3 separate regions of the Homo sapiens genome follow, and all the other regions are linked to region 3. A link is a loop called in an ENCODE intact Hi-C map of the cell type or tissue named here. Cell type or tissue: CD14-positive monocyte. All regions are shown on one strand. Links, peaks and the distances in the headings refer to the core of each region. The heading gives the core; the rest is flanking DNA.

Evidence for each region. A loop is a pair of places that touch in the nucleus more often than their neighbours do. Peaks named below come from ENCODE experiments on the same cell type or tissue, not always from the same donor. Only the 100,000 strongest peaks of a DNase experiment are listed, where the experiment ranks them.
Region 1: a loop joins it to region 3, with 6 times the contacts of the local background. A loop is called at or near these places in 75 of 110 quality-filtered maps.
Region 2: a loop joins it to region 3, with 1.8 times the contacts of the local background. A loop is called at or near these places in 21 of 110 quality-filtered maps.

Annotation. Positions count from the first base shown.
Region 1 is chr5:80,667,559-80,675,558 of GRCh38, reverse strand. It overlaps MSH3 (mutS homolog 3), which reads right to left. Exons shown (of 24, transcript NM_002439.5): 4 at 5,250-5,462; 5 at 3,199-3,315; 6 at 2,701-2,818; 7 at 431-576. Among named protein-coding and RNA genes, the nearest start is that of DHFR, 17 kb to the right of the region's middle. RefSeq lists a silencer at 1-22 and enhancers at 1,800-2,999, 6,832-7,400, 7,401-7,968. In CD14-positive monocyte, for the core only: CTCF peaks have their summits at 3,020 and 3,221 (motif pointing right); a DNase peak (open chromatin) is centred at 3,208.
Region 2 is chr5:80,408,692-80,419,636 of GRCh38, reverse strand. The region is part of intron 1 of ZFYVE16 (zinc finger FYVE-type containing 16); the gene reads right to left. Among named protein-coding and RNA genes, the nearest start is that of ZFYVE16, 6.1 kb to the right of the region's middle. RefSeq lists an enhancer at 10,813-10,945. In CD14-positive monocyte, for the core only: no CTCF peak of the experiment used is centred there; a DNase peak (open chromatin) is centred at 5,326.
Region 3 is chr5:80,474,934-80,485,878 of GRCh38, reverse strand. It overlaps ZFYVE16 (zinc finger FYVE-type containing 16), which reads right to left. Exons shown (of 19, transcript NM_001284236.3): 19 at 2,500-8,660. The coding sequence ends at 8,502. FAM151B-DT (FAM151B divergent transcript) reads left to right here. Exons shown (of 3, transcript NR_172938.1): 2 at 318-413; 3 at 2,713-3,079. Among named protein-coding and RNA genes, the nearest start is that of FAM151B-DT, 7.5 kb to the left of the region's middle. RefSeq lists a silencer at 4,312-4,421. In CD14-positive monocyte, for the core only: CTCF peaks have their summits at 4,281 and 4,390 (motif pointing left); a DNase peak (open chromatin) is centred at 4,388; H3K27ac peaks cover 516 bases.

The DNA of each region.
Region 1 (8,000 bases), core at 1-8,000, 190 kb before region 3:
TATCTGGTTGTTTAAAAGTGTGTAGCACTTCCCCCTTCACTCTCTCTCCTGCTAGCCTTGTGCTTGTGAAGATGTCACTGCTTCCCCTTCGCCTTTCGCCATGATTGTAAGTTTCCTGAGGCCTCCTCAGCCATGCTTCCTGTACAGCCTGTGGAACCATGAGCCAATTAAACCTCTTTTCTTTATAAATTACCCAGTCTCAAGTGGTTCTTTATAGCAACGTGAGAATGGACTGCTACAAGTACCAAGTAGCCATGAGAAAATTGTAACTAGCGATTTAACATATAATATTGTGAGAAAAATGTTTTTCTTGTATAATTATCTGAAGGTACACTTCATCAGATATCCTTATTATAAACCATACATGATAGATCATATTTAGAGATACCATGAACATCTAACATTTGTTCCTCACCTGCAAAGTACTTACCACAATGCCAATAAAAATGTTGCCCTTTTTTTTGTCCCTAACATTTTCCTTATTTTCAGAGATGCACAGAAGATAGCTGGTAGAAGTATCAGTCATTATCTCATCAACATTTACAGCATCATCCAGCTTGATTAGGGGATTCACATTTAATAATAATTAAAGAAAAATAATTATATGCTAAATTCTAAATCCTAATATGCTAAATTTCCAATAATATTAACTATTTTCTCCTTTAAAATAATGGTTCACAGCCAGGCGCAGTGGCTCACACCTGTAATCCCAGCACTTTAGGAGGCCAAGGTGGTAGGATTACTTAAGGCTAGGAGTTTGAGAGACCACCCTGGGCAACAAAGCAAGATGCTGTCTCTACAAAATAAAAAAATAAAAATAAAGAAAAAAATAATAAAATGATGGTTCATTTCACACAGTACTTCTGCCCTTTGCAAAAATCTTCTGCCCAGTATTCATTCTTCTGATTTATTTGGATCATAGTTGCATGCCTTATCTTTCCTAAGATATAAAGAGCATAAAGACAGATAACCAGTATCTTACTTCCAAAGGGCTTAGTGGAGTACACCAGACCCCATGGAGGCCCAAATATCAACCCACTTCATCACTTGGATGATGCTGAGACTTGAATCCTTAACAATCCCATAATGTTTAATTCCACAATTCAAAGTATAAATACACTAAAAGGGTGTAAATTATTTTCCTTTTTTAATGTACCTAAAAGCTCCCAGATATAGCAAGACAATTTTTTAAAGACATGAGAAAACAGAAACATATATACATTATATGTGCATGTATGTCTGTGTATGTGTGTATAAAATGAGTCCATTAACTAAATCTCAGGGATGAAAGCTGATTTGGGGCAAAGTCTGGACATATCTTTGGACATCAGGACATAGGACCCATAAAAGCAGCAAAGGAAAAGCAGGGAGGGGGACTGTACTAGAAATGGGCTTCAAATAACAGACTCAAGCTTTAGCAAAAGAAAAAATAAAAATACCAGGTTCTTACAGCCTGATCAGCTTAGAACAACACAAGGCTGTTAATAGTTTGGAGCCCATTTTGAGTGATAGCTGTTCCCTATTTATAGTATTCATGGAACAAAACAGTCCTTAGAATTAGATGAGCTGAGAAATAAGCAGATCTGTAATAAACCATAACAGAAATAATACTTTCACACAGTATCATTTAAGGCCTTCTTATCTCTCCATTCTTCCATTATCAGAGAACTGATTCCACCCCCATAGTAATTTTTTTTAAATGCACCCTGGTCTAATTTTACATATAATTATTTGGCTTTTGAAACTGACAATTTTGCTTTTGAAATTATTTGGCATCAAATAACACACTGCATTTATAAATGACCGTAAATTTAGGGGCAATCATTATGCACATTGAAAATTCTTACCAAGTGAGAAAACTTCACCCACAGCCCATTTTCAAAAGTAATAAAATTTTTATAAAGTTAACAATTAATGAAGACGGGCTACCACTATATTTTATAGGCATTTAACTCTGTCTTAATTCTGACTTCAGCCAGTTCTCTTTTCACATTTTGAATTTTTGGTTTGTTTGTTTGTTTGTTTGTTTGAGACAGGGTCTCACTCCTGTCACCCAGGCTGGAATGCAGTGGCATGATCACGGCTCACTGCAGCCTCTACTTCCTAGGCTGACGTGATTGTCCCACCTCAGCCACCCAAGTAGCTGGGACTACGGGCAAGTGCCAACATGCCCAGCTAATTTTTTGTATTTTTGTGGAGATGGGGTTTTGCCATGTTGTCCAGGCTGGTCTCAAACTCCTGGGCTCAAGCAATCTGCCCACTTCAGTCTCCCAAAGTGCTGGGATTAAAGGCATGAGCCACAGCGCCTGGCTTCAATAAGTTACTTTTTAGGTCTCACTTTGGAAAGACCCTGAGGAGCTTGTAGGCCCTAAGCACCTAACTACTTCCCACAAATGGGCTAAGGAAGATATAATTTCAAATCAGATACTAACCTGACATCGTCTTTTATTAGGGTTGCTTTTTTTCTTGCTCTTGAAGTATGATGAACTTGCCTTCTACTATGACATGTGAAAAGATGCTTGTTTCCAGCCACTACTTCCCTCTTGAATAGCACACCTAATCAAGGGTTCACCTTAATGCCTCTCAGCTCATCTAAAAAGTTCCCAAAGAGCAACTAAAAAACAAACAAACAAACAAACAAAACCTGCCAACAAAGCCCTTGTATCATTTAAGAGAAAAACTCCCGTCCAAAAAGGATATCTTCTCCAATAAGTGTAGATTTTGTATAAAGGGCAGTCAATTTCCGGGAAAAGAGTGAACTTCTGTTGTCTCCAATGGCCTTTAATGCTGCAGTTTCAGTTTGCTTCACAACTCCCACCTTCAACAAAAATAAGAAATATTGCTATCAAAGGATAAAAAATGACTTGTAAAAACTCATTTCGAAATGTTTAAACGTCAATTCTGAAATGGTTAAAATAATCAGTCCACAACGTTCAGATGTAGGGTTTAAAGGAGTTGACAAGGGTGGATAATTTGCTAAGAAACACTATCATAGAGTTTAAAAATTTACCCTAAATATCTAACAATATGTTAAAAACTCATAAATACATAATACTAATAATTATGAAACACTTTCAGTTCTGTAAAATGCAAAATTCTAAACCAATTGAAGCCTACCTACCACCTTACAAAACACGTTTGCACTCTCTGGAGGAGAATCCCAATTTCCTTTCCCCACAAGTTAAAGCCAAAGCTGACCTTATATCCTTTTGCCACCAGGCGGCGTACATGAACAAACAGTCTGTGAGTAGGTATACTTGCTGTCATAAAGTTGTGATCTAAATGGCAATAAATATTGAGCTCTCGGGCTGCAATCTAAAAAATGAAAAAAGAAAATATCAATAAATTTATATTTTAAGATTCCCTATGTGATGTTGGTTCACTTTATTAAAAATTAATCAAGGTATACATTTAGGATTTGTACACTTAATCTAAATGTGTACTATGTCAATAAAAAGTTTAAAAAAATGTTCCCTGTATAGAAGCCTATGGTTTAATGTATTTTGGGCAGTTCCAGTGACCTAACTTCAGTATCAACATCTGTATCTATAAAAGACTCAGAAAAATATGACAGGTCTTCTACATCCTTAGAGCTTTCCCTACACAAAGACTATCCAATACAGAGATCATGAGACTGTAAAAGAGTAAGAATTTGCTACATGGCATGTGCAAATGACTGACATTTAGAAGACACTACAGAGTATGCAGAAATGATGAACCCATCCGGACAGAGAAATCATTGAAAAAGTAAAAAGAGAAACCCCAGGCTGGCTAACTAATTAATGATGCACGACTGATAGAAATATAGAACCATGAAGCACCATGTGATTCCCTGATTTCCTCTAGAAAGCACCATGGCTTAGATATTGCCCACTGAAGCCATGGAACTCTAATTCTAACACTCTCGCTCCCCAACCTCACCCCTTCTCTGAACTCTATTAGTCCCTCACAGAAGGGCAGAAAAACATCAGCCTTTACCGTGGTCAGGTCTGAATTTACCGTTTAACCTAGACAGTTTCTCTCCTTCGCCTAGGGGATGACAACTACATATTTGTTCCTGCCCTCAGAAAACATGGTGACATTATCTCAGAGCCTAATTTAATATCACAGAACATTGCATAATGCATCTGACTTTGAGAACGCTGCTTGCCTGCCACAGAGGATTTAGGAAACTTGAAGAAAAAAAGTTGGCCAAGTCTTTACTTCCCATCCAAGAAGCACAGACATGCTACCTCATCACTCTCTAGTGTACAATCCAACCAGGTCCCAAACTATAGAATCATCACAAGCATTCATGACTTCCAACAAAGGTGTCATCTGCAATACTTTCCCTAAGTTTGCCTATGAAATGTTCAAATTTCACTTTCAACCTTCTTGACTAGGGCCTATAATAAATATTTCAACATTAAATACAATCCCAATTTTTTTTTTTTTTTGAGACAGAGTCTTGCTGTGCCGCCCAGGCTAGAGTGCAATGGCAGGATCTCGGCTCACTGCAACCTCCATCTCCCGGGTTCAAGCGACTCTCCTGCCTCAGCCTCCTGAGGAGCTGGGACTAAAGGCATGCACCACCACACCGGGCTAATTTTTTTAATATTTTTAGTAGAGATGCGGTTTCACCATGTTGGCCAGGCTGGTCTCAAACTCCTGACCTCAAGTGATCCACCCACCTCAGCTTCCCGAAGTGCTGGGATTATAAGCATGAGCCACCACACCTGGCACAATCCCAATTTAGACTAAGACACCAAGTTGACTGACACCCAAAGAGATCTGTAAAACTTCAAACAACTTCTGGTGGTAGCTGGTAAAGTTCACGTGTTCTTCCATTGAGACTTAACTTTGTTCCTGGCTATGAAAATTCATAAATTAAGAGTAAACAGAGGAACTTCTATACATCTCAAAAATGTTTTCTTGCTTGAGTCTTCATTAGAAAACATATTTACATGATTACGGTTTATTCACTAATTGACTCATCCAATTAACTTTGGATGGATAAAAAGTACTGGCCTAGTACCACGGAGAATAAGCGCTAACATTCCAATAGAGACCCCTCACTTTTTCCCACCAAGTCTGGTTCCCACCAAGTTTCTTGTGTTCATTTTTAGTTTTTACTTTACATAACAGTATTTTTTAAAAGGTGATTGATCAAATCAGCTTTTATATAAGGTCAGAAAATGAAACAAAAATACTGAAAAATATCTAAGGCTAGACAAGAAAAATATAAAATAGTGCCTGAAAAGACGACTTACCTCTGCATCTTCCCCAAAGAATCTATACTTATATCCACATTCCACACACAAAACTGCATCTTTGTGCTGCTGCTTCATTTCTATGTATTGTAATTCTAGCGGCGTATAGATGCTTTTGGACCGTTTGTTAGCTGATTTGGAAGCAGTTTTCTGTAAATTTTCATGACTTGTATTTGATGATCCAAACTGACTGAGATCAAAAAGTGTTGTGTCCTGGCAACCAAAAGATGTATAAAGTTTTAAAAATATTAACCACAATAATAAGTTCCCAGAGACGGAAAATGCAAATCTGGCAAAAAGCTAACACTTAGTGAATCTAGATGAAAAGTTTATAGAAGCACATTGTAGCATTCCGGCAAACTATCCATAGGTTACAAATATTTTCAAAGTAGAAGGTTAAAAAAAATTATGAACCAAGTAAGCTATCATAGAATTTTTATGCAAATTTTGAAAGTCTAAATATCTTAATGTTTTACATACTTGTTTTTAAATTTGATTTCATTAAATCTATTATTATTAACACTTATTTTCTTTTTATTATTTATTCTAAGGTGTGTAATGCACAAAAGGCCAATGGGGACAAATCTGGCTCTCTCTCAGGAGTAGGGCAAAACCACTTTGAGCAAAGCATGCCAACAGATAAAGCTGCACTTAATGTTTTATACTTCCAAGCACACTGTAAAAGACAGCACATTCTATAAATTCTTATAGAAAGAAAGAACCATGATTCTCTTGGTAAAGAAACATGAGAAAGAGCTGTTAAAAAATTTACAGCACAAGGCCACATTTTCAACATTAGTACTCCTACTATTCTTACCTTTCTGTGAGGAACCATAATTAATTCCAATTCACAGCTTAGGGAAAATTCCTCGCTTATTAGACTTAATTTAGAAAAATGTAAATGAGACAAATTTATAGTTGGCTAAATCCAACTTCTAATTAATTGCCACTCTGTCACTGCCAACTTCTAAAAATTTACCCAGCTCCCCCTACAATGAAAAATATGGCCTAAAAATCTAGTGACCAAAAAGAAGAGGGGAGAGTGAGAGAGAAGCAAAATGGCCCAGAAATGGGAACCCCAATCCAAAAGAAAACCCAGAAACATGTACACTTTGTAGTTCCCAAATGTTTAAAACAATTCAGCTTCACCGGGACATCAGGTAAAGATACTAACTTTTCAAAAAAAACTCAATTTATTTGAACAGTGCAGTCCAGCAAACCTCCAAAGATCAGCAATAAGAAGACGGTGAGGCATGGAGAGGTTGGCAAGAGAAATCCAGGTCATTATGATGGCAATGGCAGCCCATCTGGAGCAGCCACTGCCGTAACGCCAGCTGCAGTAGGAGAGGCGCAGCCAGGGCTGCATGCTCCACAGAACCGACAGGAGCCAGAAATGGGTGGAAGAAGCCTCGCCCCCTTCTGAGTTGGCAGGGTGAGAGCCTCACGCTCCCTGGGCACAGCTGTGGCTGCCCAGTTGTGGCTGCAAACCTGGGCATCCCTGTGCTCTTGGGGGCTGGGAGCAGGCAGGAGCCCCACCCTCCTGGGTGCAGCTGCAGCCACAGCCACCCAAGCTGTGGCTGTGGACCCGGGCATCTCTGCAATCTCAAGGGCCCAGAAAGGGAATTCCCCCTCCCTCTGCAGGCTCAGAAGTACCTGCTCCGACTGCCTGGCCTCTCCCAGCTCCCAGCACCCACTCTGATCTCAAAGTTAAGGCCAAGCCTAGGAACTGTTGCAACCTGGCTGGGTGTGCACATGCTCAGGGCAGTGCTAACATGCCAGCCCCCTGCTGCCTCGGCCCCCTCTGGACTTTGGACACTGATGAACATGGGAAGGAGGCCAAGGAGAGGGCTGAGGGCAGCTCAGAGCTGTCCTGCAGGTGCCCCATGGCACAAACAGCCTGGGTGCCATGGATGACGGCAGGAGGCAGACAGGCTCCTGAGCAGAAAGGGTCAGGTCCGGGTGAAGCCCCACCTTCAAGCCAGGAACAGCCTGAAGCCTGGGGGCCAGGCTGACGAACCAGAATTAGAACTTACGGTGTTTTCTGAGCCCGCCCATGGCAGCCCATGAACCAATCAGCACACACTTCCTCCTCTCAAGCCCATACAAATCCCCAGACTCGGCCAAACTTGAAGAGACAAGCAGACAACCTGCCTGCGGAGAGGAGCTACCCACTCCAGGGTCCCCTCTCGGCTGAAGGCTCATCACTTCTCACTTGATGGGATGCCCTGCCTGCAGAAAGAAGCACCCACTGCGGGTCTCCCCTCAATGTTCTGTCACTCAAGGAAGCCCCTCTTTGCCTTGCTCACCCTCCACTCGTCCACATACTTCATTCTTCCTGGAAGCAGGACAAGAACCTGGGACCCACCGAATGGCAGGGCTAAAAGAGCTGTAACACAAACAGGCCTGAAACCCATCTCTTGCTTGCCACATTGCAGCAACAAGAAGGAGAGAAGACAGGAGAGAAGAGCTGTGGACCTCTGGGGAGCTCAGACCTAGGGGCTCCTAAGCCAGGTCTATGACACCCTCTCTGGGGCTCTGCAGTTCCTGGAATCTCCAAGCTTCTGGGCGCCACTGTGTTCCCTGGTGCCAGCTGTGGAAGCTGTTTGTGGTACGCCTGGTCCAGCCCTCACTCACGCTGGCACCTGGAGCTGCCCACCCTGCCGAAGCCAGCATGCCTGGCAGTGCACAGGGGCCAGACCCCATGGTCACCTGCTCACACACCCCTCACCCTCACCACTCCACTCCTGGCTC
Region 2 (10,945 bases), core at 1,422-9,421, 66 kb after region 3:
GGGAGGCTGAGGTAGGCGGATCATGAGGTCAAGAGTTCGAGACCAGCCTGGCCAACATGGTGAAACCCTGTCTCTACTAAAAATAAAAATAAGAAAAGACAAAGAATCTAGAATAGCTAAAGTGATACTGGAGAACAAAGTTGGAGGACTCACACTACCTAATTTAAAGATGCACAAGAAGGTTCTAGTAATCAGGGCAATTTGGTATTGGCAAGAGAACAGACACGTAGATCAATAAAACAGAATAGACCCCAGAAATGGCCAGGCATGGTTGGCTCACGCCTATAATCCCAGCACTTGGGAGGCAGAGGCAGGCAGAATGCTGGAGCCCAGGAGTTCAAGACCGGCCAGGGCAACATGGAGAAACTCTGTCTCCACAAAACATAAAAAATAAGCTGGACATGGTGCCATGCGCCTGTAGTCCCAGCTACTTGGGAGGCTGAGGTGGGAGAATCAGCTGAAACCAGGGAGGCTGAGGCTGCAGAGAGCCATGATTACACCACTGCACTGTAGCCTGGGCAACAGAGTGAGACCCTGCATAAAAAAAAAAAGACCCCCCAAAAAAAAAAAACCCACACCGATCTTTGACAAAGGAGCAAAGGCAATTCAATGGAGAATGGACAGTCTTTTCAATAACAGGTGCTGAAAAAACTGGACATCTCTATGAAAAATATGAACCTAGACACAGACATTACACCTTATATAAAAACATATTCAAAGTGGGTAACCTAAACTTAACATTCAAAATTGTAAAATTTCTTCAGGAAAACACAGGAGAAAATCTACATAACCTTGGGTTTGGTGAGGAGTTTTTAAATACAATACCAGTACCATGATCCACGAAAGAAAAAATGGTAAGTTTGATCTTATTAAAATGTAAAACTTGCACTCTGCAAAAGATACTGTTAAGAGAATAAGAAGACAAGCCATAGACTGGAATATCTGCAAAACACATATCTGATTAAGGACTTGTATCTAAAACTCTATAAAGAACTCTTAAAATTTGACAAGAAGATAATCCAAGGCCAGGCACAGTGGCTCACACCTGTAATCCCAGCACTTTAAGAAGCTGAGGTGGGAAGTTCACTTGAGGCCAGGAGTTCAAGACCAGCCTGGGCAACATAGAGAAACCTCATCTCTAAGAAAAAAATTAAAAATTAGTTAGGTGTGGGGGTGCATACCTATAGTTCTAGCTACTTGAGAGGCTCAGATGGGAGGATAGCTTGAGCCCAGGAGTTGAAGGTTACAGTGAGGTATGAGCGTGCTACTGCACTCCAGCCTAGGCAACAGAGTCAGACCCTGTCGAAAAGAAAGGAGGGGGAGGGGAGGGGAGGGCAGGGGAGGGGAGGGGAAGGGAAAAGAAAGAGCAAAGAGGAGGGGAAAGGAAAGAGGAGAGGAGAAGAGAAAGGAGAGAGGAGAGGAGAAAGAGGAGAGAAGAGGGGAAAGGAAAGGAAAGGAGAGAAAAGGCAAAAAGTGAAAGAAAAGGAAAAGAAGAAAGAAAATAATCCAATTTTAAAATTGGCAAAAGTACTGAATGGACATCTTACCAAAGAAGATATAAGGATGGAAAATAAGAATATGAAAAATGCTGAACATCATTTGTCTTTAGGGAACTGCAGATTAGAACAATGAGATATCCACTTCACATCTACTAGAATGTCACTGTGACAATGCCAAACAAGAGAAAATCTTATTATTGCCAGTGAGAATGCAAAATGGTATAGCTGCTTTGGAAGACTATTTGGCGGTCTCTTACAAAACTTACTACTACCATATAATCCAGCAATCATGTGCTACTAGGTATTTACTCATCTGATTTGAAAATTTACATTCACACAATAACTTGGATGTGAATGCATATAAACAGGTTTATTCATAACTGCCAAAAACTGGAAGCAATCAAGATGTACTTCATTAGGTATTTGGATAAACAAACCATCACACATCTATCCAATGGAATATTATTCAGTGATATAAAGAAAGAAGCTATCAAGCCACAAAAACACGAGTGAATCTTACTGTATACTGCCAAGTGAAAGAATTTACATACTACATGATTCTAATTATGTAACATTCTAGAAAAGGTAAAACTACAGAGACAGTAAAACACCAATGATAGCCAGTGGTTTAAAGTGGGGGAGAGTTGGATATGTGAAGCACAGACTTTTTAGGGTAGTAATGGTGAATATAAGATAATCACGTTAATAACCATATAACTTCAAAGCATAAAGAATAAACCTCAACATGCAAATTTTCAAAAAATTATTTAGGAGAATGGGGGATCCTAGATTGGCATGCAGACTGCGACAAAAAGTCTAACTATATTCCAAATGTATGAAACAACCTCATCACAGGGGACGTAGGAATAAGGTGCTGACCTTTGGAAATGAGTGGAATATGTAAGACTAAAGAAAGAAAAGACAGGCACTCTACCCTAGTTGATAAAGTTGTTTTCCATGGTGGTACAGGTTAACAATTCTGAAATCACTATATCTGTATACTGAAATTGAACAAGTAAGTAAATGGACGACTGATCGTGGAAGCCAAGTTTCTCCCTGTTGAAGGAGGAGGTTATGGCAGGGGAGGAAGATAAAATAATCTATATGGTAATGGATTTGAACTGAAGACATCAATATAAATTCATGTTCAGCTTAATATGGATACCGATGGTCACACATAGAAATATTTACAGATATATGTGTAATACAGGTTAGTATAAACACATATACTAACATATCTCCTTGTGTTTGTCAGCTTAGAGGGCCTAGAAGCAGTAACATCCCAGGGGCAACGAACATACTTAGCACCCAGATCTTGGTTTCTAATAAAATTCTCCAACAAAAGGAACCAAGTCTCCTTGGAAAAATGGCTGTTTCTAAAACTAGGGCAGGAAATAAACAAAATGAGCACAGAGCATCTTGTAATGCCAGAAAGTAAAAGTTGATGTACACACATACAACAATGGGAGTATGTCAAAGAGATACAAGACCCAAGTGAAAGAACTCCCAAAGGCCAAAGCTGGGACAAAATAAAAGAGCAGTACTGAAGTATAACCCAACACATTAAAAAAAAAAAAAAAATCGGCTGGGCGCAGTGTCTCTCGCCTGTAATCCCAGCACTTTGGGAGGCCGAGGCAGGCAATCACCTGAGGTCAAGAGATCGAGACCATCCTGGCCAACATGGTGAAACCCCATCTCTACTAAAAACACAAAAATTAGCCGGGCATGGTGCTGCGTGCCTATAATCCCAGCTACTTGTGAGGCTGAGGCAGGAGAATCGCTTGAACCCAGGAGGCGGAGGTTGCAGTGAGCCGAGATCACGCCACTGCACTCCAGCCTGGGCAACAGAGCGAGACTTTGTCTCAAAAAAAAAAAAAAAAAAAAAAAAAATCTATGTATTCATACTGACGTAAGTAAATGATTGAATAAATAATTGGGGAAAAGACAAATCTCCCACGCAAAAAAATAAAAAAAAAATCCAAATAATTTATTTAGACTCTTTGCTCTCAAGGAAGTAGAACTCCCCATTCCTTAAGTGTGCAGCGCACAGTGACTTTCTAGTAAAGAATACAGAAAGGGAGAAAAAAAGAAAATACTAACTTCAAAGTGAAGAAACCTAACAAACACTACCTCAAGTCAAGTGATCAAGGTTAACATTAAAAGTGGCAAGTTGGCCGGGCGTGGTGGCTCTCGCCTGTAATCCCAGCACTTTGGGAGGCTGAGGCGGGCAGATCACAAGGTCAAGAGTTGGAGACCAGCCTAATCAACATGGCGAAACCCCGTCTCTACTAAAAATACAAAAATTAGCCGGGTGTGGTGGCACGTGCCTGTAATCCCAGCTACTCAAGAGGCTGAGGCAGGAGAATCGCTTGAACCCGGTAGGCAGAGGTTGCAGTGAGCTGAGATCGCACCACTGCACTCCAGCCTGGGTGATAGAGGGAGACTCCATCTCAAAAAAAAAAGAAAAGTGGCAAGTCACACTGACAGTATGTATTGATGAAAATTGTACTTTATCTCTGTTGTCTTTCTCTCCGAAACACATTACCCCAATATAATAACGAGAAAAACATGAGACAAATCTCAACTGACATTCTACAAAACACCTGAGCAGTAACCCTCAAAACTTTCAAGAGCATCAAAAACAAGGAATGTCTGAGAACTATCACAATCAAGAGGTGCCTAAGGAGACAGGACTACTCAATGTAATGTGGTATCCTGGATGGGATCCTGGAACAGAAAAAGCATATTAGAGGAAAAATGAGGAAATGCGAATAAAGTATAGCCTTTAGTTAATAAAGTATCAATACTAGTTCACTAATTATAACAAATGTACCATATTAATCTAAGATGTTAATAATAAACTGGGTGTGGAGTATATAGGAACTCTATACTGTCTGCAATAATTCTGTAAATCTAAAACTGTTCCAAAATAAAATGTTTATTTTTAAAAATGCAATCAAGGTGTTATAAAATAAAGTTGAGAAAATATCCTAGAAAACAGAACAGAAAGGGATAGAAAACAGGAGAGAAAATATTAGAAATTAGAGAATCAATCTAATGAGGTTTAATATTCTAATAAAAGAAGTCCAGAAAGAAGGAAGGGAGGGAAAGAAGAAACTGTCAAATAAACCACGGATATGGTCTCCAAATGGAAAGGGCCCATTTGGGGCCCAACACATGAATGAAAAACTCTTACCAACCAACATCATTGTGAAATTTCAGAACACCTGAATGGTTGAAGGGAGGATCACCCCATTTAATACTACAGTCTGCATCCCCTACCTCTCCTTTCCCCAACATTCCTGAACTTCCCACCCCAGCCTGCTCTTTTTTCTCTTTTCTAAAGCAGTTATTTACTTTACAAACTCCCAATGTTTTGTATAATTTATTTATTATATTTGCTGTTGAACAACTCCTCCCTCCCTGAATTTAAGCTCTATAAGGACATGAATCTTGTATTTTTGTTCACCTATATATTCAAAATGTCTTGACCAGTGCCCGGCACATAAAATGTGCTCAATACATACTTGCTGAATAAATATAAACGCTTCCAAAGAGATATAACAGGTCACAATCAAAGGATTGGTTATCATAAATGTGAGGGTTAAATAAAAAAATGGTTGACCATGCAAGAACCCAAAATATGTGCATCCCATTCTGTCTCTCTCAGGAAGCTACTCAAAAACATACTCTGCCAATATAAGGGAGACACCAAGAAAAAGGAAAACCTGAAATCCAAGAAAAAGAGGCTACCCACACAGAAGAGACAAATGCAATTCACAGATGACTGTAAAAGGGCAGTCCAGGAAGAGAGTTGTGCAACAGGCCTAGAGAGCAACCCATCAAGATGGAGGCAGGAAAGATGTCGCAAAACAGATTATCAGATGTGTTTGAATCTACTAAGAGGAGACTGATGTATCTGGTTCAAGAGATTAATAGATCAAATAAAGAATACAAAAGACACATTAAAAAGATATAAAACATTTATTTATAAAGAAATATAAAAGGTACATGTACAAAAGAATTAAGATATTAACTAGGAAAAACAAAAATTATACAAGAAAGGAAATAACCTCACACTTACCTTGTTCAGCTACATACAATATTTACATAGTTAAAATGAGGTAAACACCAAATAACTAAAAGTTAACATGTAACTAATTTGGGAATATAGAGGGGAGAGGGGAAGTGAAATGCAGTGTTTAAAGGTAGGAGTTGGTACAAAAAACCTAAACTCCCATCTTCTGTAATAGGAAATGAGTAAACTATACTTCAAATCGCATTAGGATGGGAATGGGGAGGGGATATCGCCATATATCTAAATATGTCATTTTAAAAAACTGGAAGTGATAAGGAATTGAAGTCACTGACTCTGGAGCAGCCTTTCTCAATTAAGGTTCGGCGAGAGAATTAATCTTTAATGCCCTAAGGCTTCCATTTTATGTAATAAACTAACTTCTCTCCTATGCATCCATCATATTATTAGCTACCTACCCTCTTTGGGAGAATTAAGAAAATAGTTGCTCAAATCATTTTTCTTGTTCAGTGATTCAGACAGAAAGCACTGATTGAGAAAGACTGCTTCTGGAGAGTGGGATTCAGGGGTGAGAAGGACTGGGGCAGAAGATTGTTGTTTTTCTCTTTTTTTTTTCTTTTTTTTTTTTTTGAGATGAAGTTTTGATCTTGTTGCCCAAGCTGGAGTGCAATATCGCGATCTCAGCTCACTGCAACCTCCGCCTCCCAGGTTCAAGCGATTCTCCTGCCTCAGCCTCCCAAGTAGCTGGGATTACAGGCATGCGCCACCATGCCTGGCTAATTTTGTATTTTTAGTAGAGATGGGGTTTCTCCATATTGGTCAGGCTGGTCTCGAACTCCCGACCTCAGGTGATCCTCCTGCCTCAGCCTCCCAAAGTGCTGGGATTACAGGCATGAGCCACCGCACCCAGCCCTCTCTTCTTTTTTGAGACAGGGTCTCACTCTGTTGCGCAAGTTGGACTGCAGTGGCACGATATTAGCTCACTATAGCCTCCACGTGCTGGGCTCAAGCGATCCTCCCACCTCAGCCTTCCAAGTAAATGGAACAACAGGTGTGTGCCCCACAACCCAGCTAATTTTGTTTATTTTTTGTGGAGACAAGGTCTCACTATGTTGCCCAGAATGGTCTCAAACTCCTGGGCTGATGTGATCCTCTTGCCTCAGCCTCCCAAAGTGCTGGGATTACAGGCGTGAGCCACCACACCCAGACAGTTTTTCATTATAATCCTTGAAGTACTATTTGACTGTTTATGTACAGGTATCCCTTCGATAAATATAAACATTAAATTTAAAATAAACATAATAGTAAAAAGTAGTAGTAACGGAACTCTGAATACAGGATGTATTTAACAAATTAAGCACAGAAACTGAAAGGTCTAGAAATAGTTTCTTATTAGCAAAAGCCAGAGAATTTTTTAGAAATAAATTATGGAATTCATTAAATAACATATATTTACAAAACATTCCTATCTATATAGCAATGCTCTACTAAGCATTATGTAATTTCAGGTGCCAAGAAAGATATAAAAAAAGATAATATAATTTGTAAAAGGTATGATATGACAATGTAAATACGGTATACTGAAATGTTTTAACATGAAATCTCATTAAGCTGTGTATATTTCCCATTTCAATCAATCAGTATGTACTTTTTGTGCCAATAATCTACCATATTCAGTATAAGACATAAAAGAAATATAAGATATACTCCCTTTTAAAATAGGTTTATTTATGTATACATATAACTTATTTTAGGTAGTATTTTTACTCACTTGGCTATTTATATATTTTTAAATTTAAGAAAAAATCTTCGTAATATTTACAATAAAATGGTTTTTAAAAATCTCTTCATGATTACAAAAATTGGCAGTAACATGGAAGATTAACCAGAAAACCAACAAAACCAACAGTAAGGAGACACCTAAAATGGTTAAGGTAAGAGATGAAGGCCTGAGCTGAGATAATGCAGTGGAGAAAAAAAGGAAATACATATAAAGGTGGCTAAAATGAGCCAGGCATGGTGATGCCCGCCTGTGGTCTCAGCTACTCCAGAGCCTGAGGTGGGAGGATTAGCTTGAGCCCAGGAATTTGAGACCAGCCTGGACAACAGAGTGAGATCCTGTCTCAAATAAAAATAATAAAATGAAATAAAAGTGGCAAAATAATGAGAAGTTTTGGAGACCGAAAGCAAGGGAGAAAGCTGGATTAGTGCCAGGTTTCCACCATGAGTGGCTAGGGTAGATGGTGGTGCCACTGACCATGACAGGCAATACAAAGAGGAGCAGGATTAAGGGAAAACATGAGTTCACGTTTGGACTGTTTGAAGTACCTTGAGAACATCCTGGGAGAGATATCCAAAAGGCAGCTGAATATAAGAATCTGGAATGCAGGAGAGAAGTCTGAGATAGATAAAGATTTGGGAACTGGCAACACACAGCTGTTAATGGATGAGATCACCTAGGAAGAGAATATATTTAGAAGAGGACAAGAGCCTGCCATCAGATAACTAAAGATCACAACTCATGTTCCTAAAACCACTCAGGATAAAACTTTGCCCAGTTATATGTACTTCAGTAGAAAAATATCCAATATATAATGTTAAATGAAAGAAAATCAAATCACAAAACTTTATGCATAGTGCAAACCTATTTTTACAAATAAGTTGTAAAAAAAATTAACAAATGCATAGTAAAAAAATATGAAGGAACAAACATTAATGATGTTAGTAATACTATAAATCTAGGAATGGGATTATGTAAGCCTTTCAGAGCTACATGATATGTCTTCATACTATTTTACTTTTTTTTTATAAGCATATACTTGGCCAGCGTGGTGGCTCATGCCTGTAATCCCAGCACTTTGGGAGGCTGAGGTGGGCAGATCACAAGGTCAAGAGATCGAGATCATCCTGGCCAACATGGTGAAACCCTGTCTCTACTAAAAATACAAAAAAAAAAAAAAAAAAAAATTAGCTGGGCGTGGTGGCACGTGCCTGTAGCCCCAGCTACTTGGGAGGCTAAAGCAGGAGAATCGCTTGAACCCCAGGAGGCGGAGGTTGCAGTGAGCCGAGATGGTGCCACTGCACTCCAGCCTGGCGACACAGCGAGACTCCATCTCAAAAAACTAAATCAATAAAAATAAAATAAATTTAAAAAAAAAAGGCATGTGCTCTTGTAAACCGAGAAAACATAATTTTGTTGTTTTCCTTTAAAAAAAAGTACAGCACGTTTCCTAAGGTCGGGTGAGGTGGCTCGTACCTGCAATCCCAGCACTTTGGGAGGCCGAGGCAGGCGGATCACAAGGTCAGGAGATCGAGACCATCCTGGCCAACATGGTGAAACCCTGTCTCTACTAAACTACAAAAATTAGCTGGGCATGGGGGCGCGTGCCTGTAGTCCCAGCTACTCAGGAGGCTGAGGCAGGAGAATCCCTTGAACCCGGGAGGCAGAGGTTACAGTGAGCCGAGATCACGCCACTGCACTCCAGCCTGGCGAAAGAGCGAGACTCTGTCTTAAAAAACAAACAAACAAAGTACAGCACGTTTCCTTACAATATATTTAAGAAGATAAAAATGTGTTAGAAAAACACTTGGATACTGGACTATAAACGAGCAAATAACATCAACAGACAACTAGTAAGATTATGAAAATTATTCAGTGCACTATCAAAGTAATGAGAATTAGAACATATACCATTTATTGCCTGCTAAATTGAAACAATTTTTTAAAATAATAAAAGTACTCGATGTTGGTAAGGGTGTGATTTTTTTTTTTAAAGCATGTCAGACACTGCTGACAGGAAACAAACTGGTACTATCTCCCATGAAAACAATGTGACAATATGTACCAATAGCCTGAGAAAGATTCCTAATATTTGATCTAACAATTATCTTTTTAGAAATTTTAGAAAAGAATCCATGTGTTAAAGCTCTCTTAAAATGTATCTGGCAGTTGTCTGGTTTTTACTGGACTCCCCCCAGCCCCCTCAAAAAGAAAATAATTCAAAACAACTAAAAACATGCAAAGATATTTCACCAAATCATTAGTTGAAACAATCTAAACACCAACATTAGTGCACAAAAGCAAATTATACAGGCATCAAAAGTAATGTGTTTAACAAACTTAAAAAAAAGCAAAACTCTATGACCTAGCAATTCTACTTACAGAAAAAACACTAGCACGCATACACCAGAAAACATCACAAAGAACTTTCACTGTTGCAAGGGTTGTAACAGTGTAAAATTTTAAACAACCTAACAGCCCACCAATCCAAAAATGGTTAAATCAGCTTTCTCAAACTGTGGTCTCAGGACCCCTGGATGTCCCCAGGAGCCTTTCAGCAGGCTTGTAAGATCCTCGCTTTTCCTGCTACGTATCTGTTCAAGGCTGGTGTTTTCTTCATATGCTTCAACCTAAACCAGATAGCACAACAGACTGAACAGAAGCAAACATGAAAATCCAGCTGTCTTCTATAATGCCAGACATTAAAGTGATTCGCAAAAATTTGAAACAATGCCACGCTCCTCTTCTAAGTTTTGTTTTAGAAAATGGTTACTTTTCACTAAAAAATTATTTAATACATGAGTCTGTGATTTTTAAATGAATAAAACATTTTCAATTTTCTGAGTTTTAATTTCCAAAATGGTAAATATACTGCAGCATTAGGAACCAAAAACTCTATTGGTCCTCAATAATTTTTAAGCGTAATTATCCCCAATCATAATGTTAAATGAACTGTAGCACTATTCTATCATGTAACATTATGATTGAGGATAATTAATGCGGATTTGGCTTTATCTGTAATATAACTGTTTCAAAAGATACTTTGCTCATGTATAATCAAGAAGTCATTTTTATGAAGCTTTTTAAAAACATGGGGAAATGCTTACAACGTAATTTAAATCAAGGAAAGCAGACAATCCAACGATATAAAATCTCATCTCAAGAAAATGCACAGGGGAAAAAAAGACTCAAAGGAAAAAAGTCAAAATATTATAAGTAATTGATTACTATTACATGGTGGAATTATGATTGATCATTTTTCCTTATTCTTTATTCTATTTTTTCAATTTTTGCCACTAAGCATGCGGTTTAATATCCAGGAGAGGAAAAAAAGGAAGAAATTAGGCGAAAAATTATATATAGTTCTACTGGATTAAACCATTAAACTCCCGCCAACTCAAGAGACGACAAGCTCAAGTGAATAAATGGAGGAATCTGATTGAATCAACAAAGTGCCTATTTTTTGAATTGAAAAGATTAACTTAATATCAAATGTATGGACTGGTTTTCATACAAGTCAAACTAATAAGAAAGAACATCCTTAGTCTGGAACATAATATTTGCAATCACGATAGTACAAATAAGAGTTAAAAATAAGGTCCTCTTTTGGAGTTCTCAAAAGTACCAAAG
Region 3 (10,945 bases), core at 1,241-9,240:
GGTAAACTGTATCATAGGGGTTTGTTGTACAGGTTGTTTCATCACCCAGGTATTAATCCTAGTACCCATTCATTGTTTCTCCTGCTCTCCCTCCTCCCACCCTCCACCCTCCAAAAGTCCCAGTGTGTTGTTCCCCACTCTGTGTCCATGTGTCTCATCATTTAGCTCCCACTTATAAGTAACAGCATGCAGTATTTGGTTTCTGTTCCTGCATCAGTTTGCTAAGTTTTTATGACATATTGGTCACAATATTACAATATTTTCATATATTTTACAATAACTGACTCAAAATTCCTCTTCACTGTCCTTATTTTTAGAGCCGCATGTTGAAGTGTGAGGCGTGAAAGGGTATGTCTGATATTTGCTTTAAAATGCTCCAGCAAAGAAATTAAGGGATGGATGAAGCAAAAGAGGTAAGTCTTGATAGTGTTGACTCAGAGGATTGTTGTAGGCTGGGTATATAGATTTTCATCCTACTATTTCCTTTACTTCTGAGTGTTTGGAAATTTTATGGTAAAAATAAGTCTAATTACTTTTTTGGCACAAAAAAGGTTTTGTAAGTTAAGGGTACATGCTGCACTGGGGAAAGAATATAACGATTAGAATGTGAGACACAGGCCCCAACTTGAGTCTGGGGCTGCTTTTGGTGACATCTAAACATGAATAAAGGCCAGGCATGGTGGCTCACACATGTAATCCCAGTACTTTGGGAGGCTGAGGCAGGAGGAGACCAGGACTTTGAGACCAGCCTGGACAACATAGTGAGACCCATCTCTACGAAAAAATAAAAAACAAGCCAGGTGTGTCGGCATGTGCCTGTAGTATCAGCTAATCAGGAGGCTAAGGTGGGAGGATTGCTTGAGCCCAGGAACTCAAGGCTGCAGTGAGCCATGATCACACCACTGCATTCCACCTGGGCCGCAGAGTGAGACTCTGTCTCAAAATCAAAACAAAGCACTGCATGAATACAGCTTACCTCATTTTCAGAGTCCTAATAGCTAGAAAGTTTTCCCTCAAATTCCAATTTAGTTTCTAGCTGTGTGACTTTGGACAGATTACTCTCTCTCTGAACTTGGTATCTAGTCTATGAAATGCAATAATAAATCACAGGGGAACTGGGTGCAGTGGCACGCACTTGTAGGCTCAGCTACCCAGGAGGCTGAGGCAGGAGGATGGGTTAAGAGCCTAAGTTCAAGGCTGTAGTGTGCCATGACTGTGCCTGTGAATAGCCACTGCACCCTAGGCCTGGGCAATACAATGAGACCCTGTCTCATAAATAAATAAATAAATAAATAAATTTAAAAATAAATTACAGGGTAATATTCCTTGTTCTGAAGTTTGCTTTGTCTGATAGCAAAATAACCACTCCAGCTTTGTCCTTTTCTTCTTCTTTTTAGTGTTTGCATGGAATATCTTTTTCCATCCTTTTACTTTTTAACCTGCATGTACCATTGTATCATAAGTGGCTTGTATAGATAGCATATAAATTAGGTTTTAAAAAAATCCATCTGGCCAGGCATGGTGGCTCATGCCTGTAATTCCAGTCCTTTGGGAGGCCAAGACAGGCAGATCAGTTGAGGACAGGAGTTCAAGACTATCCTGGACAAAATGGTGAAACTCCATCTCTAATAAAAACAAAGAAAAAATTAGCCAGATGTGGACATGCCTGTAATCCCAGCTACTCAGGAGGCTGAAGCAGGAGAATCACTTGAACCTGGGAGGTGGAGGTTACAGTGAGCCGGGATTGTGCCACTGCACTCCAGCCTGGGTGACAGAATAAATGAGACTTGATCCAAAAAAAAAAAAAAAAATCAATTGCCATATTTAGACCATTTACATTTAATGTAATTGTTATTTATTTTTATTTTTAGGGACAGGGTCTTGCTCAGTGGCCCAGGCTGGAGTACAGCGGTATGATCACAGCTCACTGCAGCCTCAAACTACTGGGCTCAAATGATCTCCCACCTCAGCCTCCTGAGTAGCCAGGACTATAGGCATGCACTACCATGGTTGGCTAATTCTTTTAAGTTTTATGTAGATACGGGGCCTCACTACATTGCCCAGTCTGATCTTGAACTCCTGGCCTCAAGTGATCTTCCTGCTTCAGCCTCCTAAAGTGTTGGGATTATGGGCATTAGCCACCACACCTGGCCTAGTGTAATTTTTGATACAGCTGGATTTAGGTCTACCATTTTAGCATTAATTTTTCTTGTTGATCCCTTATTTCTTTTACACTTGTTTTCCTTGCTGGCTTTATTTTGAATTATTTAAAATTCCACTTTATATGTCGGCTTTTTAAACATATCTCCTTGCATAGTTTTTTAAAATGGTTGCTCTAGAGATGATCATTACATACCAAACTTTTTGTAACCTACTATAATGTTTTACCACTTTAAGTGAAATTTAGAAAACTTACCATATAGGTTCTGTCACTGTCCCCTTGGTTAGTATGCAGTTTTCATCTGTATTACATCTATATGCATTGAAAATCCCAAAAGATGATGTTACAATTTTTTTATTTCAGCAGTTACATATATTTTAACAAACATGTAAGTCTATTTGGTTTATCCAGAGATTTGCCATTTTGGTTGCTCTTCCTTCTTTGCAATCATTTTCCTTCCCCATGAACTTCCTTTACCATTTCTGTTAAAGGAGGACTACTAGCAATGAATTATTTTAGCTTTCCTTCTTCTGACAATGTCTTTATTTCAGCCAGGTATGGTGGCTCATGCCTCTAATCTCAGCACTTTGGGAGGCCGAAGCAGGCAGATCACCTGAGGTCAGGAGTTTGAGACCATCCTGACCAACATGGTGAAACTCGTCTCTACTACAAACATAAAAAAATTAGCTGGGCGTGGTACCACGCACCTGTAATCCCAGCTACTCCTCTGGAGGCTCAGACAGGAGAACTGCTTGAACCGGGAGGCGGAGGTTGCAGTGAGCTGAGATCGCACCAATCCATTCCAGCCTGGGCAACAGAGTGAGACTCCATCTCATAAAAAAAAAAAAAGTAAAGAAAAAAAAGAAAATGTCTTTATTTCATTTTCTTTCCTAAAGAATATATTTGCTGGATAAAGGATTCTGTGTTGACAGTTTTGTTGCTTTTTAAAAGCACTTTATAAATGTTGCTCCATGGTTTCTGATGAGAAATCTGCCATCACTGAAATCTTTGGTTCTCCTATATACAAAGTGTTGTTTTCTTCCAGTTGTTTTCAAAGTATTTTCTTTACAGTTGGTTTCATCACTTTGATTATGACGTGCCTGGGTGTGGTTTTCCTTTTTGGGATTTGCTGTGCCAGCAGACCGGCTTTAAATAGAATGCTATGTAAATGTATGTGAATATTTGTTTTTTGCCAGATGTTTGGAAGTTTTTAGCTATTATTTCTTCAGATATTTTTTTCTTCCAATTGTTCTTTCTGGGCTCCTAAGACATGAATATTAGACTGTTTCATATTGTCCCACAGATCCCCAAAGGTCTTCTCATTTTTTTCACTTTTTTCTCTGTCATTCAGACTAGATAATTTCTGCTCATGTATCTTCAAATTTACTGACTCTTCCCTCAGTCATCTTCATTGTGTTGAGACCTTCCAGTAAATTTTGTTATTGTATTTTCAGTTCTACAATTTCCACTTGTTTCTTTTTATAGCTTCTATGCTGAGACTTTTAGCTTTCCATTTATTTCAACAGTGTTTCCCTTTATATATTTCCTTTGGAGAAATGTCTTCTTTGTGTAGCATGATTAAAATAACTAGTTTAACGGCCAGGTGTGCTGGCTTATGCCTGTAATCCCAGCACTTTGGGAGGCCCAGGCAGGCAGATCACTTGAGGTCAGGAGTTTGAGACCAGCCTGGCCAACGTGGTGAAACTCTGTCTCTATTAAAAATACAAAAAATTATCTAGGCGTGGTGGTACACACCTGTAGTCACAGCTACTCAGGAGGCTGAGACAGGAGAATCACTTGCACCCTGGGGGTGGAGGTTGCAGTGAGCCAAGATTGTATCACTGCACTCTAGCCTGGGTGATAGAGACTGTCTCAAAAATAAATAAAAAAAATAAAATAACTAGTTTTAAGTCTTTTTCTGATAATTCTGACATTTGGGTAACCTTAGAGTTGGCTCTTGTTCATTGTCTTTTCCCTAGAGAGTTGCTTAGGTTTCACAAGTTCTTTGTCCAATCATTTTGGGTTGTTTCTGGGATATATTTGGAATATTATGATATTCTCTATCCTGTTTAAATCTTCATAAGAATGTTTTTGTTTTGTTTTGTTTTAGCAGACCATCAATTCAGTTAAGTTTCAGAGCACACATCCTGGCCACTTTTTTTGGTGGCTGTGGTTCCAATGTTAGTTTTCACTGCCTTTGTTAAGCTGTTCTTTGCCCCAGTTGTGCACCATCTAGTGGCCAATCTGAAACTTGGACAGTGGCCTACACTGTAATTCAGTGTTCAGAACCTTTGCTCAGCTGCTTCTGGTTAGTTTCACACATACACAGCTTGTGAGATGATCCCAGGATTTTATTGACAGATTTAAGGGTTCCTTTTCTTCAGTTCCCTCCTATTTGTGATCTTACCTATACTCTGGTTTCTAGAACCCCATTCTTGGTTTTTGGCTAGAAAGTCAGGGCGTTAGCCTCCCCATTGCCAGTGTTCTGCCCTGCAATGTCTGCCACTAGTGCACCAGGGGGAAGAGAAGAGTGATACCTCTTTACTGCTGCGGGATTGATGTAGAGCAAGGAAAGTCCAGAAGGTTCCAAGTCATTACCCATGGTTCTCCTGGTGGGGCGGTGGGTCTTACTGCATCTTTCCTGAGGCTCTCTTAGAATACTGCAATTAAATTAAAAAGGGTTTTGTCCCATAGCCTCCAACCTCCTTTCTGGTCCTCTGACTAGAAACAGCAAATTGTTCCTTGGACTATTTTTCTCTCTGTCAGCTAGCATTTCCAGTTTTCCTGTTAAATGTCTTTTTTCTTTTTCCTTTTTTTTGAGACAAGGTTTTGCTCTGTTGCACGATCACAGCTCACTGGAGCCTTAACCTCCTGGGCTCAAGTGATCCTCCCACCTCAGCCCCCGTGAAGCTGGGACCACAAGTATGAGCCACCACACCTGGCAAAATTTTTTTAATTTTGCAGAGACAGTGTCTCCCTGTGTTGCTCACTCTGGTCTCAACCTGAGCTCGAGTGATCCTCCTGCCTTGGCCTCCCAAAGTGCTCGATTACAGGTGTGAGCCACTGCACCTGGCCTTATTATGTGTCTATGTGTGGATTTTCTAGTTTATTCTGTTTGGGATTTGTCTGGCTTCTAGAATGTGTGGGGTCATGTCTTTCATCAGTTTTTAAAATTCTGCATTCTATCTAAGTATTTGCTCTGTCCTATTCTTGCCTCTCCTCTCACAGCTAATGAAGCACTTAGGATTTTTCACTGTATTCTCTACAGGTCTTCTGTTTTTTTTTCCAGCTGTTTCTCCCATGGTGCACTGTGAATAGTTTCTCCTGAGTTATCTTCCAGTTTATAAACTACCCCAATTGGCTACATTCTATTACATCTATTTACTGAGTTTTAAAGTGCAGTTTTTATGTATATTCTTGTAATGTTTATATTCAGTTCTTTTCCAGATTAGCTCCACAACTTTTTATCGTATAGTTTCCCATTTCCTGCAAGTACATTCACACACCTTATTTCCTTAAACAAAGAAAACAAATCTAATACCTATATCTGTGAGTTTGTTTTCATTGCTTCAAGTAATTCTTGCCTCTGGAATCTAGTTTCCTTATATGACTACTTTTTACTATGTGTTACTAGACATATTTGAAAAGTAATTTGAGGCCTACAATGAAATTACTTTTCCATGAAAAGTATTTACATTTTATTTTCTCTGTCACCTGGAGGCATTACTAGTGTGGGAACACCTTAAAGGAAGCTCAGTGCTTAAGATTCTTTAGATCACTGGGGCAATTCTAAACTTGCCTGTTCTTTTACATTGGTTCTTCCACCTCTGATTCATTATCATCCTAAAGGTGAAAGTATTTGGGAGTCTCAGCCTATTGTGTGGAGGGTCTCCTGTTAGGTTCATCACCTTATATGGGCCCTGAACTTTAATTTCTGTCCCCCTCACTCATAAGGTTGTCAGAGTAAGGGTACATGCTTGCTTCTCTTATTCTCTTTACTTTTGGACTTGGCATTCCTTATTGTCTGGAAAATCTCTTTGATGTTTTAAGATTATTCTTGTATTTTAATCAGGAATTGTTTTCAACAGGAACATGATGTAAATATCCTAGCATGCAATTTTCAGAAACAAGTAGTTTCCCACAATTGAATCTTTGCTCCTACAGGGCCAAATCCTACTCTTTCTCTTGGCATGCTCTGCACTTAAGCGCATACTACTTGTGGCATGGAATCCATAAATGTTGATAAAGAACTACGCCTAATTCTGTCAGAACAATTAATCATTTTTAGAAATTTTTGCTTAGAAACCTGGTAAAGTGCTCTGCATGTAGCAAGTATACGAACACACAAAGTTTGTTGAATAGCTGCATAAAACAAATGGGCTAGATTTTACTTCATATTTCAAAATTCAGAGAAAGAGAGTAGTATTAAAAGACATAAGCCAAAAATAGATCATTGCAGACTGAGTACAAAGAACCATTCTATTTCTTCTCTTAAAAAATTAAAATTTCAAATTAAGTACCAATGACCAAATAAGTAACAAACACATTCAGAAACATACTATATGTCTACAAAGAATACTTCAAAATGTGCCTCCAAACTTCAGGCACATAATTCCAATTTTTATTGAATATAGAGATTTTATGAAAACAAATCCAAAGCTGTCCCATCATGGAACAGCCCTCTACCATTTGGTTATTTTAAGACTGTTCAATTACTTACATGGCAGAATACATACACTATATTTAGAAAACATAAATTGGGTTTGATATGCAATTGTTTTCATCTTACACCATTTCAATAAATTTCACAAATTATAACAGGTTGCCATTTTATTGAATATCTGCGACACTTTACATTGTTCAGGAAGTAGCTACTTCCAGAAGGCTGATATTCTCCTCCAAATTGTCTTTGGCTAAGTACTACAGATGTGATTCAGTCCAAACTATATGCCCAAACTGATTAAAATTCTCAGTCTCTCCTAGCTTGAGACCTCAGATCCTGAGTTATAACTTTGACTTGATCTTCAAGTTGAGATGCTTCATAAATATTTTTCTTAAAACAGGGCTATTTAACATAATTTCTTTTTCTTGAAATATATGAGTGTTTTTGATACAAAAACATATATTACACATGAGAATGTTTAAAGCATCAAAATAATGATTAAATTTTTTACATAACTTAAATGACAGGACTACAATATGCCCCCCACTTTTTTGCTGTTTGAAGTAAAGAGGAAAGCTCTGTAACAATTTCAAATACATAGGATTTAACTTATGTTAATATCCTGTTATAAAAAATAACTACCATATAAAGAATTTAAAATATGCAAAAGTAATTAGTTCATTTAAATTTATACTTATACACTGGTGTCAATGAAAATATGCGAAGTTGCCAAGAAATTTCTAAGGATTAAAGTGGAAGTAAAAAAACCTGTTTCAGGCTTCATTTATTGCTACATAATGACTACTTCAAGGGTCATCTGGCCCGTCGTCAGTCACTCTTAGAAGTGGTAAATACAGTGGTATAGTTTGGAAGGAAAGGAGGAAAAAAATAATGCATTGTGATACAAAAATATTACCTACATATAAATTATTAAAGATTTATAAAACATTCAGAATATGTTCTTGCTATAAAAACAATATACTTAAATATAGAAGCAAAAAGTCCTGAAGCACCCGCAATTATTTTAATATCCATTTAATCAGGGAAAACTATATATGTGGATATATAATACATACATATGTAATAATTTGAGAAGAAAAAAGGCAAAATTCTGATTATAATCCAAAAAGAGTTTATCTAATTATGGAGGTAGGTCTCCACTCCAATTATACAAATAAGTTATCAGTTTTATTCAAAGAATTATAAGTCTAAGACCTCAAAACTGGTTTTTGTGCCACTGAAATACAATTTGACAGACTTTAGAAACCAGTATTCTAACTGGCATATACACAAAGCAGATATTTCCTTCATAAGGTTACATCTGAAAAGAGCCTTCATTAAAATCATTATTGGCATAAAGAGGTATACCTAAGTGCAGATACTTTGGCTTAGCATTTAAATAACACAGTAAATGCTATAAATTTCTTAAAAGAAATCCTTGTCTTTTTAGTACTTAAATTAATTGTAAAGCTACAGAAAGTATGGATCTCTTAAATTTTTAGATATTTAAATATTGTGCTAATGATTTGAAAAGATCATTCCTGCCTAAAGAGCAAAGCTTATGTGTTTCAAAAATCAGACATATTTATACTTTTAGTGTTTGTGGCATTTCAGCTTTAGTGCTGGAGTTAGTTTTAACAAATTAGGTTGCAATATGTAATATGGCACATTCTTTCACTAAAAAAGATGTTCTATAATGAAAAACACTAATTCTATTTCTAATGGTAAACTAGAGTTGGAGGTCCCACCATGGATCACAGGTATCAGAGCACTATCAAGATCATTTAGATAATGCTGAGGCAGAAGTTGGCCTTCAGATCCTGCCTGAAATTCAACCTAGAAAAAAAAAAAATTCTTGATAAGAAAATGAGCAATCTTGTTTAACTCGGAATGTGAATATAAAATAAGTGAAATATTTTAAAATACAGTTCAAGCATGTTAAATAAAATATTTGATATATTTATAAAAAAATTCTACATTCTCCTGTATCTTTTATCTGTCTACTACATAAATTATAATTGTTCCTCCTCATATATCATAAAGATAAAATTGCCACTATGTCATACTTTACGTTTCCTCTAAATGAACACATAAACAAATTAGAGGGATGAGGCTTTGAATAACTGCCGACATTACTTAAATTAAAAACCCCATGGTATTAAAAAAATCTACTTGAAATATTTCAAATTTGTTGTTGCAATAATATTTAATATTAGACTCTAACATTGGTGCAAATTACATTTTAATACAATTGGCTAAAAAAATTTACAGTGCTTACTCCAATAACAAATAGTGAGTGCTTCCTTGAAAAGAGGACTTTTAATAGTGAGATAAAAACAAAACCCCTTTTCCAGTAAGAACTATGAGTAAAATATATCCTGGCTGGAGAAAAGCAAACCCTCAGCATATGAACTCACCCACGTTTAGCTTAACCATTCTAATGAATTCTCTGATTTGAAAATCTATATTGGATGTTGGAAAGTTACCTGGATGTCAGAAAGAGAACTTTCAGTTCAAAGAAAAACAAATTGTTTTTACATGCAAGATGATCATCACTCCTTGTTAAGAGAAATACAAATTAAAATAATACTGGGGCCAGGCGTGGTGGCTCATGCCTACAATCTCAACACTTTGGGAGGCCAAGGCAGGAGAACTGCTTGAGCCCAGGAGTTCAAGACCAACCTGGGAAACAGAGTGAAACCCCATCTATTTAACAAGTAATAATAATATTAATAATAATGTGGTATTATTTTTCACCTATCAAATTGTCCAAGTTCAAAAGTTTGATTATATACTTCTTTGATAAGGATATGGGGGAGGCCAGGTGCGGTGGCTCACACCTATAATCCCAGCACTTTGGGAGGCCACAGATCACATGAGGTCAAGAGTTCAAGACCGGTCCAGCCAACATGGTGAAACCCTGTGTCTGCTAAAAATACAAATATTAGCAAGGTGTGGTGGCACATGCCTGTAGTCCCAGCTACTCGGGAGGCTGAGGAAGGAGAATTGCTTGAACCCAGGGGGCAGAGGCTGCAGTGAGCCAAAATCGTGCCACTGCACTCCAGCCTGGGTGGCAGAGTGAGACTGTCTCAAAAAAAGGATGTGAGGGAAAGAGCTCTCACAAATTGCTGGAAGAAATAAATATAAATTGACATAACCTCTATTTGGGATAATATGGTAATATCTATTGCGTATATACTCAGGCCTGGCAATTCTACTCAGAATTTTTCTTATAGATATACTTACGCTTATGTAAAAGCAAAATATTGTGGACAACCTGAATGTCTATCAACATATATCAAATATGCATGAATAATTAGTTAGATAAATTATGGTACATTTATATAATCAACTACTATGCCGCTGTTAAAAAAGAATGTCTGCTAGTATTAATATCTTTAAGATATATTAAAGAAGCAAGGTAAAAAATGTGTAAAAGAGGGAAGATGAAAAAGGAGGACACACACTTATTTGCTTGTAGATGCATAAAATCACAAAGAATACGTAAGAAATGAGTAACACTGATTGCTTGGCCGGAGAGGGAGGATAAAGAAAAGTATGAAGGTGAACTGATGGGTTGGATGTCAACAGTAGGAAAGATATTTCCAAGGCTGTTGCCTTATACAACTCTACTGGGAACCATTTACATTGTAGTCTGGAGTTATTATCTCCAGAGTCCACCAGTTACACAGAATACATTGTGAATGCTGCTCTCCGCAAATATTCAGCGAGGTGGTCCTGTTATATATACGCTTTTAGACTTTTAAGATTTTAAATCATGTACATATAGAATTTAGTCAGATAAGTAAATTTAAAAACCTACCTATAAGGCAGAGTAGTCATGGAGAAGGGTTCATCAAACTATGGCCTGCAGGCCAAACTTGGCCCCACTGGGTAAACAAAATTTCACTGGAACATAGCCACACTTAATTTGTTTACATACTGTGAATGGCTGCTTTCCCAATATAATGGTAGTGTTGAGTAGTTGTGAAAGAAACCATACTGCCTACAATGTCCAAAATAGTTACTGTCTGTCCTTTTGCAAAAACAGTTTGCTGACCCCTGTTGTGGAGACTAATACAGATAATATATGTGAAGTGTGTAGCACACATTTGATGCTC